Regions from separate parts of the Homo sapiens genome. Here region 1 is linked to region 2. The links are chromatin loops, found by intact Hi-C in ENCODE. Cell type or tissue: heart left ventricle. All regions are shown on one strand. Each heading gives the region's core, and the rest is flanking DNA. Links, peaks and the distances in the headings are about the cores only.

Evidence for each region. Hi-C counts contacts between places; a loop is a spot of excess contacts. Peaks named below come from ENCODE experiments on the same cell type or tissue, not always from the same donor. Only the 100,000 strongest peaks of a DNase experiment are listed, where the experiment ranks them.
Region 1: it touches region 2 in a loop (4-fold over the local background); 5 of 110 quality-filtered maps call a loop at or near these places.

What each region holds. Positions count from the first base shown.
Region 1 is chr16:35,310,556-35,319,955 of GRCh38, forward strand. It overlaps LOC124903768 (a long non-coding RNA gene), which reads left to right. Exons shown (of 2, transcript XR_007065191.1): 2 at 1,396-2,668. It overlaps LOC105371199 (a long non-coding RNA gene), which reads right to left. Exons shown (of 3, transcript XR_942154.1): 3 at 8,476-9,400. Among named protein-coding and RNA genes, the nearest start is that of LINC01566, 48 kb to the right of the region's middle. In heart left ventricle, for the core only: no CTCF peak of the experiment used is centred there; no DNase peak of the experiment used is centred there.
Region 2 is chr16:35,251,363-35,260,762 of GRCh38, forward strand. It overlaps LOC124903769 (a long non-coding RNA gene), which reads left to right and starts at 1,519. Exons shown (of 2, transcript XR_007065192.1): 1 at 1,519-1,773; 2 at 1,876-2,925. It also overlaps the pseudogene RARRES2P6 and the pseudogene AGGF1P8. In heart left ventricle, for the core only: no CTCF peak of the experiment used is centred there; no DNase peak of the experiment used is centred there.

The DNA of each region.
Region 1 (9,400 bases), core at 1,003-9,002, 60 kb after region 2:
AAACTGTGAGATGTTTATTTCTACAGAATTCCTATAGAATCCTAATGGGTATGACCCTTCTGACCCCATCCTCAAAGCACTGGTGCCAGTGGAATTGCACTTGCTTATGCTTCCCCCTATTTTGTTAAGAGTGGAAATATTTAGTGACAGGGTGGGTTGGGAAGGTACTGTAGTAATGCTAAGACCCCTGGCGGGGTAGGTCAGGTCTCCTGAAGCCCAAGCATTTTTACAATAAATAAATTAAAAGTTAGAAAAAAATAAAAAGAAAATGGAAATCATTCTTTTTCGTTACTCACCACAAAAAGAAACACACAGGGTCTAGACATGTCTGTTGGAGCCAGGCTTGTCCTAGGAAGATGGGAAGTGCTGAGCAGGAGCCCTGGGGATGGAGGGCAGGTGATATGGGGCTCCCAGGGAGATGCAGCCAGGGTCAGAGCCTGGCCCAATCAGGCTGGCAGGAGCCTTCTGAAGGCCAGGAAAGATAGCACAGGACACTGAAAACTTAAGCGACTCATCTGAATCTCAGCAGCCCTGCCACGGGGGGCCTGTTCAGCCCTGAGGATCTCAGTCACTGAAGGAAGGTGGCTGGTGGAAGGGGCTAGGGAGCTTCCTACTGCCAATGCGGGAGTCCACTGCCCTGCCAACTGGAGAGAGCCTCCTTGGTGCAGGGCCCAGTTCCATCAGTCTGTGGGTCTGTCCAGGGGGACAGGCTGACCTCTGTGGCCATGCCCATCTACCAGAGCCTTATCTCCTCAGTCTGGAGAAGTGTAGGACAGTGGAGACTGGATAGGACTTGAATGGGAGGCCCCCTAAAAATAGTGTGTCATGAGTTTTGGCCTCTCCTCTCCGAGTAGAACAAGATGACCGCCTCTGTCCTGTCTCCTCGCAGTGCCCAGCACTGTAGCAGGGCTATTGGCCGTCACCTCCCCCTGCTCTGCCTCCCCAGCCTTGCACACTTCTCAGGCAAGGCAGAGATCAAGCCTCTAGAATCTTGGCACAGCCACGGGAGGAGTGAGCCAGAAGAGAACCAGGGCAGTGGAGGTGCGGGCTGCGCTCTCACTGGTGCCACAGACCTAGGCTGTGTTCCCAGGCTGCCGTACAAGGGGTACTCGGTGTGGGTCCCAGCGCCCCTCAGTGGCCTGAGTGATTGGCTGCAGCTGCAGCTTCTTCCAGTTACTGAGCAACAGGGGCCTGTATCATTTCCAAAGGATTTCAGACAATCCCCGGTGACTCCTGGCAGAATGTGGTTATTTTGGCGATCTCCAGAAGGGCACAGGGCCTTGCCCCCAAGTAGCACCTAGCAATATCCGCGTCCACCCAGGCACTAAGCATTTGTGTTAGGCCTCTTTCTGGAAGCTCACCTTCTTCTGCTCACCCTATGTCTTCCCCACCCAGGTACTTCTGGCCATCCTGCTTGTCAGCACATTGGGAAAACTGGGTGCTGGAGACTCGGAAACCACCGTGCAGACCTCGAGTCCTTCCCAGGCCCAGCCAACAGGGTGGTGAATTGAAGAGAAACATCATCTTCTGCCTCCTGAAGGACCAGAACAGAACCTAGAAGTCATGCACCAGTGAGGCTGCAGGTGCAGCCCACAACAAGGCCGTAACGTGGGGCGCTCCCTGATACTGCCCTTTTTTTCTGGAGGCTGGGGCTTACCCGGCCGAGGTCGCCCTTTAGGACAAGGAATCAGAGCTTTGCTGGCTGCCTTACCTTGCTGGGGCAGAGCCAGAGGGAATCGCTGCTGAAGCTGTCCTGTGGGCTGCTGTGCCTGCCCCTTTAGTGACCCCACGGAAACACCTCCGCAACAAGTAATCCACAGTGTCCTGCTTGCCAGCCTAGGCTTCCTCATCACCTGCTGTTTCCGAAGAGAACAATCTACACTGGAATGACCAAGCTCTAGAAACAGGAGGATGCAAAGAATCTGTGGAAAGTCTGTTTGTCATCTGGATTCTTAGAAGATACACATTTTCCCTTCTTGTTATATTCAGTAGTGCATGAAGCAGATATTACAGTAGATGTGCAATTCACACTAAAGTTGATAGAAGGGTAAAGTCGTATTCTAAGGTACTTTGTGGTCTCAAATTTGTTCCCAACCCCATGATGCCCTTAAAAGCTGGACAGTTATCATTGAGAGTGGAGGTAGAAAGAAACTAGCTAGTCAGATACAGCACAGTCCTCGGCAGAACGTCCCTTCTAAAGAAAAGCAGCCCAAGAAATCACTTCTCTTTAACAAAGAGCAACCTGGAAGATGGGGCTGCAATCATAGATAAGGAAGCTAGAAGCTTATATGAGAGGGTATGACTGCAGCTGCACCAAAAGAAGGGACCACCTCAGGCCAGACACATTCAACATGGGGGGCTCCACCCAACTTTTTTGCACATGCACAGTAGGAAAGAGATAAGCAACTTGGAGTAGCTCAGGCTAAGAACCCGCCTGCATAATAAAAGGTTGGAGTGTGGGCTGCCAGAGATTCGTGTTCTATGGAGATGACACACCTGGTCCTAACCATTTTTTCATGCCCTATGTGGATAAGACACTCCCTTCCACTAGCTCATGTATAAAAACCATTGCATTTCACTCCTGAAAGTCAAGAGTTTTTGAGGATCCCTCTCTGCAGTGGAGAGTTGTTCTCTTTCTTTCACCTATTAAACCTCTCCTCCAACATCACCCTTGGTGTGTCTGCATTCTTGATTTCCTCAATCATGAGACCAGGCATCACCCCATATGATAAGGCCACTTGATCATGACTTGTCTCTTTGCTCCTTGGGACATGGAACCTTCAATGAAAGTGTGTCCAAAAGGACATTTCATAAAGTGCTCTCACTTCCAATCTTCAAGCAATGTGGGAAACTATCCATGTGTAAAAAACTTTTGGCTGAAATGCACAATTTCTAATACAAAATGAGTCCCATAAATTATGTGTGTGTGTTATGGCCATTGGGATATCATCACATATTGCCACATTTAGTAAGAGGGACCCGTGAACTTCTGGCTAAGAAACTTAAGTTCTACATACTGTCATCTATGAAAGATAGTTCTTCCTGCATTTCTCCAAACCAATCTTGAAATGTGTATCTTGTATAAAATTTCTATATAATCCCAGTGAGTTTCACCCTTCTGGCCCCACCCTCACTGCACTGGTACCAATGGAATTGCATTTGCTCATGCTTCCCCCTTGAGGTCATAAACATTTAGCGACAGAATGGACCCAGAAGGCACTAAAGCAAGAGCTGAAGCCTTCTGAGTAGGTGAGTAGACATGGCCTGCAGCCTGGACATCTTCACAATAAATAGGTTGTAGGTCAAGTTAGAAAAAAAATGGAAATTATTCTTTTTCTTTGAACACCACAAAGAGAAATGCACAGGATCTAGACGTGTCTGTGAAGCTAGATTTGTCCTGGGAAAGTGACAAGGGCTGAGCAGGAGCCCTGGTGATAGAGGGTGGGTGAGATGCAGTCCTTACGGAGAGATCACTAGGGTCAGGGCTTGGCACACTGACGCTGGCAGGGGCCTTCTGAAGAGCAAGGGGGATGGCCCAGGACACAAGCCTGAAGTGACCTGTCTGAGCCAAACATCTGTTTAGGTCCACCTGAATCTCAGCAGCCTTGTCAAGGCAGGTGAGATCAGCCCTGGGTATCAGTGACAGTGGAGGCCGGCAGCTGGTGGGTGGGGAACACGCGTGAACTAAAGGGAGTGGATAAAGAAAGAGACTTCTGTGTGCGAATCTTTCTTGGTGGATCAATAGGGAGGTGAAGTCTTTGGCATACCCTCAAACCCAGCTTGTGAGATTGCAATCCCAGTGAAGTTGGGACAAGTTGGCACTGCTCGACCAGGCCACCCAATACACCATGTCCCTTTTCCACCACAGCTGGCCCTGGATGGGGGTGTGGACTCCCATAGAGTCTAGAGGATGGGACCCTAACCAGTAGTGGTGCTGGTGTGTGGCATGAAGGGAGCTAGGGGAGGCCCTCCAGGTGGGAGGAGGAGCCAGCCTCTCTTGTGGGACCCTGGGCAAGTCACTGCCATCTTTGGGCCACCGTTTCCTCATCTGGAGAATGCAGGAAGTCTGTTGTGCAGGCCTTTCAGGGTCATGATAAGGTGCAACGGAGGAAGGAAATTTGAGAGTTCTTGTGCCTACCTCTTCCTGAGAGGGATGATGGTGAGAACAGTGGTGATAGCCACATGCAACTGGGTCCTCAGGAGGCCCTACGAGGAAGGTGTTCCCACCACATTGAAATGCCTAACCTTGTTTTTACTCTAACTGGCTACTTTGAATTTTATCCTGTTTGGCTCTTTAATCACCTAGCCTTGCTTCTCATGTAAATAAGACTCTCTCTAGCTGGGAAAGCTGGTCGAACTCCAATTGACCCCTTAATTTACAAGACACTAAGGGCTCCTTACCCAACCCCCTTCCGCAAGGAGTTGACCTGTGTTAAGCAGATCCTCAGCATTTCAAAGGAGCCCAATTAACTGATAAGGTACTGGCACCAACAGTGTATGAAGTTCCCAGGATTTTTCTCAAAGGGACAACAACATAAAACCTTGAGTTCTTGTCCGGCATAGCACCTATATCTAATTATAATGAAGGATTTAGAGCCCTGCACCTGGTACTGTTGCTCTTTTTGTAACCATTTGTCTTTTAAATTGTTTATCTCTTTGTAACCGTTTGTTTTTTTGATACTTGCATGTTTTTACTTCTATAGAATTATTGCATTTGAGTTCCCCTCACCTTCCTAAACCTAGGTATAAAAGTTAATCAAGCTCCTTCCTTGGGGCGGAGAAAATTTTGAGCGTTAGCCATCTCTTTGGCCGCCGGCTTAATAAAGGACTCTTAATTCATCTCAGAGTGTGGCGCTTTCTCTAACTCGTTGGGTATAACAACACTTCTCAGGTGAGGAAACAGTCTCAGGGAGGCCCAGGTGCATGCCCGAGGTTACACACGCAGTGAATGTTGGATCTGGAAGTAAATCTAGAATCCAGGCCTACTGGAGGTGGTAGAAGCATTGCACCAGCTGACTAAGGCAGTTATCAATGATCTGAGGTTGGTGGGGCTGGGTTGTAACTTGGTGAGGGAAGCACAGTCTCACTGCCCCTGTTTCTGACTCTGCTAATTAGGGACATTTTTAGAGAGTCCAGATGGGGCTTCAGCAGCAGGTGAGTGGACCTGTGGACAGAATGGGCACCAGGGAGTCAAGGACAGGGCTTCTCCCTCCCAGCTGGAGTTCTCCACATCAAGAGAGCACAGTGTCTTCCTCCTCTGGCCCTACCCTCCTGTGGACACAGTGCTTGGAATGCCTTCATTAGAGAGACCAGAGAAAGAGCCTGGGAGAGCTGGGCTCAGAGTAGATTTGGGGAAGAGTGAGGCTGGGGAAGACTGACTTTGTGACTTATTGAAATCTCACCATAGAGATAACTAGAAGGTGCTTGGTGTCTTTGTAGGCCAGCTGTGGAAAGAGAAGGGAAAGATTTTGGGTAAGGAAGCTGAGGGTCCTTGGAGGCTCCAAGTAGGAGATTGGGTAGGGGGGTCAAGGAGACATGGGTTGGTGACAGTTCAAAGGACGGGCTTTGTGTGGGAAGCTGAGAATTGGTGCTCATCACTGCTACCACCTTGATGGCACAGGGTGCTGTGCCTTCTGTGGGCATAATTCTCACTGATTTGCTGATGTTGGAAATTGTCCTATAGGATTATATCGATGTGTGTGAGACTGGGGCAGGAAGGGTGGGGGCCAGGATCCTGAAACTTGTGGGGACAGAGTCTTGGACTGAGCCCTGAGATTGCAGCACTCAGCAAACCTCCTTTCCTTAGAACCTGTGATGTCCCTGTGATGGGGGTGTCTGGCCTATCTTTTCTATGAGTAACGGAGACTCCATCAAAGACTACTCCTTGAGTAGTGAAGCTGCAGAACTGAGTCTCAGCCTCTGCCTTTCATGGTATCCATTGGAGAAGACAGAAACTGGGCCCCTCCTAAGACAGGCAGTTCCTAAGTGGTTGAGTACCTTCTTTGTTTCCAAGGCCTCAGTTTCCCTGTCTGTCATGACAGAGAATCAGGGTAAACGGTCACTGAGCCTCAAGTCCCTTCTGTAGAGCCCAAAACCTGATGCATGTCCAAATCCTGGTTTGTGCACATGCCCTGACCCTGGCGGCCCTGGAGGTGGTGCAGCATAGAAAGTATAGGGGATGAAGGCTAGTTGTGGGCCAGGGTGCCTTTCTGATAGACCTTGGCTGTCTACCTTTTAGGAAAATATAATCAACACTAATAAAGGAGGAAGGTGAGCAGGTGGGGCCCTAGCCTTGAGGGAAGGTGTGGATGTGAAAGTCAGAGACCACCCTGGGGAGGACACTCACTGGCTCCATCTTCTGCATCTTAGATTTACTGGGAAGGTTTGATACACAGAGAAGGAGGATACCCATGCCAATGGAGAGTTTGATTAGAGGACTAGAATCAGTGATAAATTCCTAGAGAAGGGACTGTTTATATCTAACTCTGAGAACAGGTTGGTTCTACCTGGAATTGGAGGGGAGGGTGGGGCCCCTTAAAAGAAAAGTCCCAGAGACTGGCCCCTTCTCCCTCCCTCCCCAGCAAGCTCCCTTTATTATCTTCCACCCAGGACCTGTCAGAATCCTGCCCTTCCTTTGGTCTCCAGATCTAAGTCCCCCAAGAAATGCAGGTGCTTCAGTGAGAAGAGATCATTATCTTCTTCCAACTGAGGAGGAATTTGGGGTTTGGTTCTAGTCCATGGTGTGACACAGTCAGAATAAAAAGTGAGGGGCTAGCAGATTAGCCAAGGGTAGGAGAGGACTCTATTGTGTAGCCAGCTTCAGAGAGCCTGTGGCCATGGCTCCCTGGTCAACTTTAGGACCTGTTGCATGGGGAGCCCTGGGTAGGCAGTGGGAAGCCTGAGGTGTGGCTCCTGGTAGCCTCACAGCTGCCACTATTTCCTGAAGCTCCTACTTGTCCTGTCAGCTGAGCCCCCATCCCAGTAGGCCAGCAACATTCTCAAGACCAAGAACAGGCCATGGTGAATCTCAGGGCCACTGAGTGCCTGGGCTGGCAGAAGCAGAGTGCCTCAGGGCTTATTGACATTTGGGCTGAGCATGGGCTTTGGGAGTCAGACAGCTGCACTGGGCTCTGAGCTGCACCGTGACCAGCTCTGTGTCTGGGGCAGGGGCCTCACTTTTCTGGAACTTGAGACATCATAGTCATAAATTTAACACACCCTTCTAAATGCTTTTTCTTTTGTATCTATATTTCTCTATAATCCTCATGTACTACTGATCAGGTTATTTAAATTAATAAACATGTTTACAGTGTATATTATTCTTCCTCATGATTTCTTTACTATACTGTATGGTTCCACTCATACGAGGTACTTATGGTTGTTCCATTCTCAGAAACACAAAGTAGAAGAGTAGTTTCCAGGGTAAAAAGGAAGGTAAAGGGCGATTCTTGTTTAACAGAAACAGAGTTTCAGTTTTGCAAAATGAATAAAAATCCCTATGAATGTGGATGATGGTTGCAGAACAATGTGAGTGTGATTAATTCCTTTGACCTGCACATTAAAAATTGTTAAAATAGTTAATTTTATGTATATTTTACCAAAAAGTATGAAAGGACTTTTAAAAATGAGCAGAGTATAGATATCTGCAACAGCATAAATGGATATCAAAAATATAATCCTGCATTTAAAAATTGATGTAAAACTATCCATACCATATAATACCATTTGTATTAAATCCAAAAATCAAAACTGAGGTTCCGGCTTCCACTAATGGTGAAGTAGCTAGTTTAACTAACACTCTCACAAAGAAAAATGATGAATACTGAATAAAATAGTATGTATCATTATAAAACTTCTATATATAATACATACATGAGATATGTGTGTATAAGAAGTGAATGAGGATGTCCCTTGTGCCATCCATAGAAGAGATAAGCATTGAAATTAGAATCCAGCCCAATCAACACGCTCTTTAAAAATCAACACCCTTCAATGGGACACAACAGAATCCAGAGTCTCTATAACTCTTCTATACAGTCTGTAGTGCACAATTTTCAAATTCATGAGATGGGTGAAGACACATGAAAATGTAATACATACACAAGATAAAAAGCAGGCAGTAGACATTTCCAAAATGTCTGAGACATAATCAGCAGACAAAAATTTGAAGGCAGAGCCTGGGTGCGGTGGCTCATGCCTGTAACCCCAGCATTTTGGGAGGCTGAGGCAGGTGGATCATGAGGTCAGGAGATTGAGACCATCCTGGCTAACATGGTGAAACCCCGTCTCTACTAAAAATACAAAAAATTAGCCAGGCATGGTGGAATGCATCCGTAGTCCCAGCTACTCAGGAGGCTGAGGCAGAAGAATCACTTGAACCCGGGAGCAGATGTTGCGGTTAGCCAAGATCGCACCACTGCACTCCAGTCTGGGTGAAAGAATGAGACTCCGTCTAAAAAAAAAAATAATTTGAAGGCAGCTATTATAAGTATGCTCATGGTGACAAAGGAAAGTATTCTTACAAATGAACAAATGTGGAAACTCAGCAAAGAAATGAAAAATACCCAAATATAAAAATAAGAAATAAAAATAATAATTTGAGCTTATGTATAGATCAGAAACAGAAGACACAGCAATAGAAATTATCCAATCTGAAGATACAATTTGAAAAGTTTTAAAAAGTTTAAGGAAAATGAACAGAGCCTTACAGACCTGTGGGATGACTGAGTTTGAGAAAAGGGGAGAGATAGAAAAACTTAAATGGGGTACAAAAGTAAATCTACAAAATTTAAAGAAAATAAACTGAGCCATAGAGACCTGTGAAATGACTGAGTCTGAGAAGGAGAAGAGTGAGAGAGAAGAATTAAATGGGGTATAAAAGTAAATCAACAACTAATATGAAAACTCTCAAAAATTGTTCAAAAAATAAATGTGTATTTATTACACATAATACTAATTACAAAGGTCCACAAACCCCTCTGGATAGGGCTTTTGGGAGGGCCTCATAGCAAATGGTCTTTTTCCTTTTGATTACTCATCAGTGCCTGAACCATAAGGCACAAGCAATATGCACCTCATCAGGAGAGCTCATGACAGCAGCAAAGGAAGCAGAAGCTCAGAAAAGAGAAGGCCACTGTTCTTGCTTGCATGACAGTAGCACTTGTTAGAGCAACTGAGTGACATGCATAATTCTTTCTAAAGTGAAAGTCTCTTTTGTTTCTGCAGTTTTACAAAAGACTATCCCTGGGCCTGTCCTGAGAGTGTGCAATAATAAACAATGTTCAGATGACTACCCAGGCATTTAGTAATGATAACCAGATCAGATGAAGTGATCACAGGGATATAGCCGGACTCTTGGAAATCAGGACTGAAGTGCTGACGGATTAAGGTGCTGTGTTTT
Region 2 (9,400 bases), core at 601-8,600:
AATCACAGCTCTGAGCTGTCCTCTGGACCTCCAGGGGTGGGGGAAGGAGACCCGTTGGTGATGAAGACAGCTCAGCGGGTTGTGGCAGAGGCTCTTCCCAGGACTGGGAGACGACAGTGACTCAATGCTGTTCACTTCTAGACTGTGCCTTCTGAAAGTGGCCCTTCAGTTACCCTCACAGTTACCCCACACCTGTCTGGGATGGCCAGGTAGGCAGAGCAAGCAGAGACTCAGGGCGAGGGCACTAGGGCGTGTGGGCAGGGACAGAGGCCAACGGGGCAGGTGAGGGGAAATTTTCATCTACTTGCTGGATCTGCCCCTTTCCTGGGCTCTACTTTACTCTTTACCCTCTGCCTCTGGCTCCCTGCCTGGCTCCTCCTCACGTTCTTGCCTCCTCACTCCAGAAGTCCCAGGGGCTCAGCCCACCACCATTTGTCCCCAGGTTGTAGCTGCCCCTTCCATGTCCATCCCATGAGGACCTTCATCTGCATGAGCACACCTCTGGTCTCCTCTGAAATCAGAAGCCCTATCTCCCTGACAGACCCTTCCGCAGCTGGGCAAAGTCCACCTGCCACTGTTCCAGGCCAGAATGCCTGGGCATTATCCCCGTGCCTGCTCTCTCACACCCACTGCCCATCCACCAAAACTGCTGTTGGCACCCCTTTTACTGCCCCCACAGCCACCCTCCCCTCCTGCTGTGCTATAGCTTTTGTCTCCTTGTGCCTTAACCCCTCTGTCCATCTGCCCCACGGCAGTCACCTGAGCCCCCGATCACTGGTGTGCTCACATCTGCAGTAACAATCTCACCCAGAGCCAACATCTAAGTCCCCACAGGCCTGTCCTGACCTCTTTACTGCTCCTGGAACCCCAGGGCCCTGTGCCCCAATCACTCCCTCTGCAACCTGGGTGCCTGCTCCCACCCCCAGCCTGCCCCCCAGAGCCCAGGGCATCCAGAGCAATCTAATACACATGTAATACATATGAATTACATAATAATTTGTAATACATCATATTATGTGCAAATTATGTAACATGAATTCATCATAATACATATAAATTATGATGTCATGATATATTGTGATGTCATAACACATATGAATTGTTAAGTCATAATTATAGTGATGTCACAACACATACGAATTACGATGTCATAATATGGTGTGATGTCATAATATCTACTCATGATGACATCATAATATATTGTGATGTCTTAATACAAGCACATCATGGCATCATGATATATTGTGATGTCACAGTGGATGCATATTATAACATCGTAATATACAATGATGTCACAATACATAGTGTTTATGATGTCATAATATATTGTGATGTTATATGAATTATGTGATGTTACATGAATTATACTGTAATATATTGTGATGTCATATCATCTTTATATTTATCATATTTATCATAATATATTTTGATGTTATAAATACATATGAATTATGATGTCATAATTTGATGTCATAGTATTTATCATATTTATGATATAATAATATAAAATTTTCTCAGGTAATGAGAAGAACATTGAAAAGAGCATCACATCAGAATATCGAGGTGGGCCTGGAAGTTGGTGGGAGTGTGGCCTGGATGTGGAAGGCGGGACCTGTCTTTGGCTCACCTGCCTTCCCACAGCTCACCTGGAGCTGTGGCACCAGCATTAGAGCCCGGTCATGGAGTGTGGTGCCCTCAGACTGCTGTCACACCACCTCTGTGATGGAGAACAAGTTCAGCAGCCTTCAGTAGACATACAAGCTGGACAGCCAGGTGAGGGCTGTGACCCATGGGCAGGGGCAGCAAGGTGGGCAACCTCTAAGCTCCCATTTATTCTCTCAATGTGCTCTCCTGACCATCCCATTCTACCTGTAGGGCTTCTGGCCAACCAGACGCAGCAAGATGGAATTCCACTGCAAAGTGTACAGCAACTTAGTATGTGGAGATGAACAGCAGCAAGGTGTTTTTAATGGCATGCCCTATGCCACCATGCTCAGGGGAGATGCTGCTGCTTGCCAGAAGCATGGGGATGGCAGGCCTGAGGCTCCACTTCACTGAACTCTACCATCATTATAGAAGTTTTGGAGTAGCCTACGAAAGACAGAATCATGTCATTGGTCAGAAGACAAAATCCTGTACAGTGAGTAGTTCTCACTGTAGATATGTAGATTTATTACCCTAAAAACAATGCTAATTTGGCATTGGTTCATGTAGCACCTGCTATGAACAAATGCCTAAAATTAGAAGCAGTTTCTCCTAAAGTAAGATTACATGAGGCCAGGCGTGGTGGTTCACGCCTGTAATCCCAGCACTTCAGGAGGCCAAGGCGGGCGGATCACGAGGTCAGGAGATTGAGACCATCCTGGCTAACAGAGTGAAACCCCGTCTCTACTAAAAATACCAAAAATTAGCCGGGGGTGGTGGCTGGCACCTGTAGTCCCATCTACTCGGGAGGCTGAGGCAGGAGAATGGCGTGAACCTGGAAGGCTTGTTGACCAATGACGGTCAACAAGCATGTAAAAAATGTTCAACATTGCCAATGATCAGAGAAATGCTAATTAAAAATCACAATGAAATTTTGTACAATTTTTTACAATCACATTTTACACTTTCATAATGGCTAATTATTACAAAGCAGAAAAAGGATAGATATTGGCAAGCATACAGAGATTTTTCAGAAAACTAAATAGAATTTCCATTTGATCCAGCACTCCCACTATTGGGTATCTACTTAAAGGAAAATAATTCATTATGTAAAGAAGATACCCACACTCATATGTTTATTGAAGCACTATTGACAGTAGCAAAGATAGCATATCTTCAATTTAAATTTATCAATCAATTGAAATTTATCAATGACTGACTATACATTTATACCATGGAATACTACTCAGTCAGAAAGAATAAAATCATCTTTTGCAGCCACATGAATGGAACTGGAGGCCATTATTGTAAGTGAAATAACTCAGAAACAGAAAATCAAATACTGAAGTTTCCCACTTATAAGTGGTAGCTCAATAATACATACACTTGGATATAGAGACTGGAAGAATACACACTGGAGACTCAGAAAGATGGGAGGTTGGTAGAGGGTTTAGGAATGAGAAAATACCTAATTGGGACAATGAGTACCATTCAGATGATTGTTACACAAAAGCCCATACTTCATCACTGTACAACATGTTCCTGTAATGAAACTGCATTTGTACTAACATACTAATAAAGAGAAAAAGACCCTGACTTTCATCAAGAGGGCAGACTGCATAGACCACATAATTTTCATAAATATTTAGATTATGCAGAAAAATAATTTTAATAAAAATAAATACAAAATGATATTGTATTTTAAGAATGGTGTAAAAAGAAAATTTGTTGAATTAGAGTAGTTAGTACTTAGCAGATACAATATGTTAGGCAAGATTGTAAGCCATTAGACATTTGTAGACAGAATATTTAACAGTGTAAAATAAGTAACACAAAGATTCATTGGCAATGACAAATTGACATATTTTAATCATATTAGATGATATTAAAACCATTACAAAGTTTACTATTTTGTGTCATAATAAAGGATCATAACGTTAAATAACTTCTTTCAAAAGTTTGACTAATTAGGCATGTAGATAAATGGCAGCATGTTGACCAGTATATAGAGGATACACACCATTTTCAAAGACCGAACAAAAATTTAATTCATTTTTATTTATTTTTGGTAGGAGAAGCAGCTGTATTAGCTGGGGATATAGTGGGGTTCTCTCCCTGGGAGGTGGGGTCTTCCACTGGTCACCCGCGACAGTGGTCCAGGAGGCGCCATGCAGTGCTGGGCTCAGCTGGGGGCCGGGCCTTGGAGAAGACGAACTGTACAGGGAAGCAGTAGCTGTGGGGTCCTCACCTCCCACTCCCCCCAGCTGTACTGGGTCCCTGGTGCTCCTTAGGCTCCCGCCAAGCCGCCGTCTCTATAGGATACTTACTATCAGTGCCGGAACCTTCTCCTCAGAACCCAGTTTGACTCAGGCCAGGCATTTCCGCTTCCTCCCCTTGGGCTGGACTTTGCGCTCGGGTTTCTTCCAATCCTTCTTCCTGCCGCTTTTCTGCCCCAGCTTAAATTCCAGGCTCACGAATGTTCCAGCTGGGAAGGGCGTGTCCACCGTGCCTTCCATACTGTTCTCCCGGAAGGCCACTGCATGAGCGGGTGGCTACCTCCAGGGCTACTTGGAGACCATTGCGCTGGGCCCCCTGAGCTCGGCCCCGCCCACGCCCTCCGCTCCCACCCGCGGGGTCAGCGGGATCCGCAGCCATCGCTTGCTTATGCCACCACCCCGGCCCTGTGAAACGGGTGTGCGCCTCTCAGCTCTCCGAGCCCGCCGGGAGCCGCATTCTCCCCTGCTCTGCCCCTGGGGGTGCCTGCCATGCCCGCAAAACTCTGGGCAGAGGTGAAGGAACCGGGAAATGTCCCTTTCTCCCAATTGACCTTAGGATCCTCCTGGTCCTCTCCACTCCCTCCCACCCTGCCCGCACTGTTCACTGGGGCTTGCAGTTTTAGCAAATTTCCCTGCCCACTGCCCTGGCGGGGAAGCAGTCCTGTTGCTCACTCCCACCCTTCATCTCTTTTCTGGCGCGTTCTCTGTCCCCACTGGGTCTGACACGACCCCTCTCCTTGCTGCTGTTCCTGACCCCCTCTCTGCCTCCCCTGCTTAGCCTCTTCCTTGAGCGCTTCTCCCTCCCCGTCCTGAATCTCCTGGCTCCCTCGGGGCGCCGCCCATCCCAGAGGGCAGGCAAAACCCACACAATTATTTTTAGTGGAACATTTGAATTCCACTGAATTCATGACGGCAGAAACCCATCTGGTCAGATTTAAAGAATTATGAAATGATAATAGCAACTATCAATTTAAAATGTATCCAGGGTTAAGAATGCCCACCATTTTACCGACAACAACAACAACAACAACAACAACAAAACCCTGTTATAGATAACAAACTAATTCAGTAGAGTTGCAGGATACAATATTAACATGAAAATCAGTTGTATTTTGATACAGTAACAACAAAATATCTGAAAAAAGGAATAAAAATAATTCCATTTACAACATCAAATAGAAAGAAATATGTAATTTATTACATAGAATGAGTTTAACAAAGAATATTAAAGATCTGCATACTGAAAACTAAAATGTTGATGAAACAAATTGAAGAATACAAAATGAGAAATATATACTGTGTTCATGGATTCGAAAAATTAATATTGTTAAAATACCTGTACTACACAAACTCTTCTGCAGAGTTAAATAACTTCCTATCAAAATTTTAATGCCATTAAAATAAATGTAGAACAAACAATTGTAAAATTTATATGGAGCCACACAATACCCTAAATAGCCAAACACTGATAGGAACAAAAAGGCTGAAAGCCTCAAACTTCCTGATTTCAAACTATGTTACAGAGCTATAGTCATCAAAGTACTATGGTATCTACATAAAAACCAATGGAACAGAATAGAGGACCCAGAAATAAAGTCATACATATTCAGTCGAGTGATCTCACATAATTAGGAAAAGATAGACACATCAAGAAATGGTGTGGGAAAAACTAGATATGCATACACAAAAAGTGAACCTTTCTCTTATACCACCACAAAAATGAGTTTAAAATAAAGACTTAAACATAAGAACTGAAATCATGAATCCTCTATAAAAAAATAGGAAAAGTGCTCCTTAACACTAGTCGTGGCAATGATGTTTTGGATTCAACACAAAGAAGACAAGCAACAAAAGCAAAAATTAAAATGTGGAACTATATCAAAGGAAAAAGTTTCTGCACAATAAAGGAAACAATCAACAAAATATAAAGGCAATATATGGGATGGGAGAAAATATTTGTAAACCATATGTAGGATAATATGTTGCTATCCAAAATATATTTAATACTACTCAATATGAAGAAAAAAAAAACCTTCACAGGAGAACGAAACACAAGCCAATTCCCTGATTAATTGGGGAAAATATCTAAATAGCCATTTTTTCCAAAGACATACAAATGGCCAGCAGGTATATAAAAAGATTCTCAACATTACTAATTATAAGAGTAATTACAATGAAAATCATAGTAAGATATAACCTTATCATGGTTTTAGGATAGCTATTATCAAAAAGTTACAAGATAAAATGTGTTAGGGTGCAAAGAAAATAGGATACTTGTAGACAGTTGCTGAGCATGTCCATTGGTGCAGCCATTATAAAAAAACAGTATGGAGATTCCTTAACATTTTTAAACTTGATCTACCCTTAATCCCAATTCAGAATATATAGCCAAAGGACATAAAATCAGTATCGCCAAGGGTATCTGCACTCCTCTGATACAAACAAATGGATAAACTGTGAGAGAGAGATAATTTCAGCTTTAATAATGAAATTCTTTCACTTATGACAATATTGATGAATCTTGAAGACATTATGCTAAGTGAAATATGCCAAATACAGAAAGACAAATACTGCATGATCTCGCATGTGGAATCTAAAAAAAAAAAAAAAAAAGAAACAATAGAATGGTAGTTACCACAGGCTAGAAAGTGGGGAAAAGTGGGGAGATACCATTGAAAGCAGCATACCTTCAGTTATATAATGAAAAACTGCTGGGGACCTAATGTGCAGAATGGTGACTATATTTAATAACAACGTGTAGTTGAAATTTGTTACAAAATTAGATCTAAAGTGCTTTCATCACACACAAAGAAATGTATAAAGTATGTGAGGGGATAGATTAACCAGCTTCACTGAGATAATTTAAAGATGTATACACACCTCAAAGCACTCTATTATATATACCCTAAATATATACACTTTTCAATGTGTAAATCATAGCTCAATAAATGTGAAAAAAATTAAGAGTAATCAGCAGGTCATATCTAGCCACATGTAAACTTTATTGAAAACTCTCTTGGCCGCCATTTCTGGCTCAACCCAGGAACGGCCCAAGAGCTTCTGGCCCCTTGACTTCTGCAACACTCCTCCTGCTGTTCCTCCAGCTGGGGAAGATGTCATAGTTCCCAGGAGTTTTCTGGTTTCCAGGCCCTGCAGCTCGGGCAGGGCCATCAGCATTCCCCTTGCTCATTGCTCACAACCCTGTATGGCTCCAGGTAACGCGTGTCAGGGCCTCCTTGTGAGGGCCACAGCAGCCAGCCATGGCCAGGCTGGCTTTTGTCGCTGGCATTCCCGTGGCCTCTGGCTCCGCAGACGTCCTTTAGGGCCCCAGCACAGCCCCTACTCACATTACCAGTGAAGACAATGTAATGCAGAAGACACTGAGGAGGAAAATAAGACAAAACATTGGCCCCCATGTATTAGGGTAATTGCCATTAGATCACCTGTGTTGTATACGGGGTCACTGTTTATTATTACTGCTGTAAAACCGGCTACAATTGGAAGAGAAAATGATCTAGAGCATACTCTTTCTTTGAATCCCTGAAGTTGGTGTCTGTAAGTTTCAGGCAGAAATTTGACCATGACTAGCAAACTTATGTCCTTGTAGATCAGGACGGTCAAAATGGAACAATTGTTAGTGAAAAACGGATTGTTCAAGTGAAAGCTAAATGTGACCCTTACATACTTGAGCATACATAGACATGAAATGAAAATTGGAGAGACTGTGTTACCCTTTCGCATTCACCCTGGCAGTGATACCTGTGATGGCTGTGACCCACAGCAGGTCAGAGCTCACTTTCACCTTGATAAGAAAGGTGAATGTTTGTTGGTCCAACACTAAGAAGAAAAAGATTTGGAAATAAGAAAATAATTTTAAAAATGTGAGTAAAATATGGTTTACAGAATACAGACTATGAAGATGAATAGACACTAAAGCTTCCAAAATATAAAAATAGAGCTGGAAAATGTAGTGAGAAGATTGGAAGTGAAGGAACTTTCCAAAAAGATGATGCTTCTGCATCTATTCATTCTGAAATTACTGACAGCAACAAAGGTCAGAAGACGTTGAAGAAGATGGGTTGGAAAAAAGGAGATGGACTGAGGAAGATGATGGGGGAATGAAAACTCCAATTTAGTGTCAAGTTCACCAACACACATAGGCTCGGAGACAGGAAATCCATCCTCAATTGAAGATGTTCACCTTCTCCGAAACAAAACAAACAAACAACAACAACAACAAAAAACTGGGACAAAGCATGAGAAAGGTTTGCTGAAAAGTTCCCAGAAACTAAACCTTGAAAAGATGACCCAGGAACCATGCCTTGAGTAAAAGGGACTGTAGAGTGAAGTTTAATGATAGAAAAAATCTCAAGCTTTTTAAAAAATACAATTTGGAAACACTTATTTTATTTTATTTTTTGTGGAACATTTCTCCCCAAAAAAGTCTGTGGCACAAGGGAACTCTGTCACAGTTTACCTCTTCCTGATTTTGAAATGTGTAATAAAGTTTAGTTTGCAGCTTTTTAAAACCAGCTGTTAAACTAATAAATAATGACTGAATCAAGTTATACAGTAAGTGGACTAAAATTTACAGGGCACAGATAAGTTTATCAAACTTCATTATTTTATCTTGTCATTTACAACTTCAATATAAGCAAAAAGTCATATATGCAAAACACATATAACAACTAATAACTTAAATGTACATTTGTCTTTGTCTCCTTATAGTCACGGTAAGGCGTACAGCAAAAAAAAAGTAGTTTATAAAAATAAATCTGACTATATGCATCTTCGTTTATGCCCTTTAGAACCTAGATAAAAGAACTTCTTGTACTTGAAACAGCCTAAATAATATTATTGAAGAACTAATGAACAGGTGACATATTGTAGAAAATTAGTCTGTTATTGTTGTCTTCTGTGAAGAATCTGTTTATTTGTGCTATATATTCAGCATTTATATTTGGCTTGTTTCATAGCTAATGAGATATTTAGATATGAACAACTGAGTACAGTGTTGAAATAGTGTGCTGGCATTTGTAGTTTTCATAAATATTATTGCAGGCAGTGGAGTTGTGCCAGAGAAATCTGATTTCTAGTACAAAAGAAATACTTAGCCAAGGCCTTAAGTTTAGGATATTTATTGAAAATGTCCTCAATTGCAATAAAAACATTATAACATTAAAAAATCCTCTTTTGAACAATTCTAAATTAAACAAAAAATTCAAATGATGCCTTTTATGGAGGTAGGGAAGTGCTAATGAGGTAGAATGGTAATCGAAGCCAAAAGATCTTAATTCAGGTAAATAATTTTGCTCATATTAGTTTTATGTTAAATGAAACAATAATTGTAACCATATACTATTTACTGCAGTGCAGTATTTCAGAAATTCGTGCATAATACATAATTAATTTTCTAATGGTAAAAAAGGAATCACATTCTGTGAATTATTAAGGGAGGAGACAACCCCTCATATTGTCTT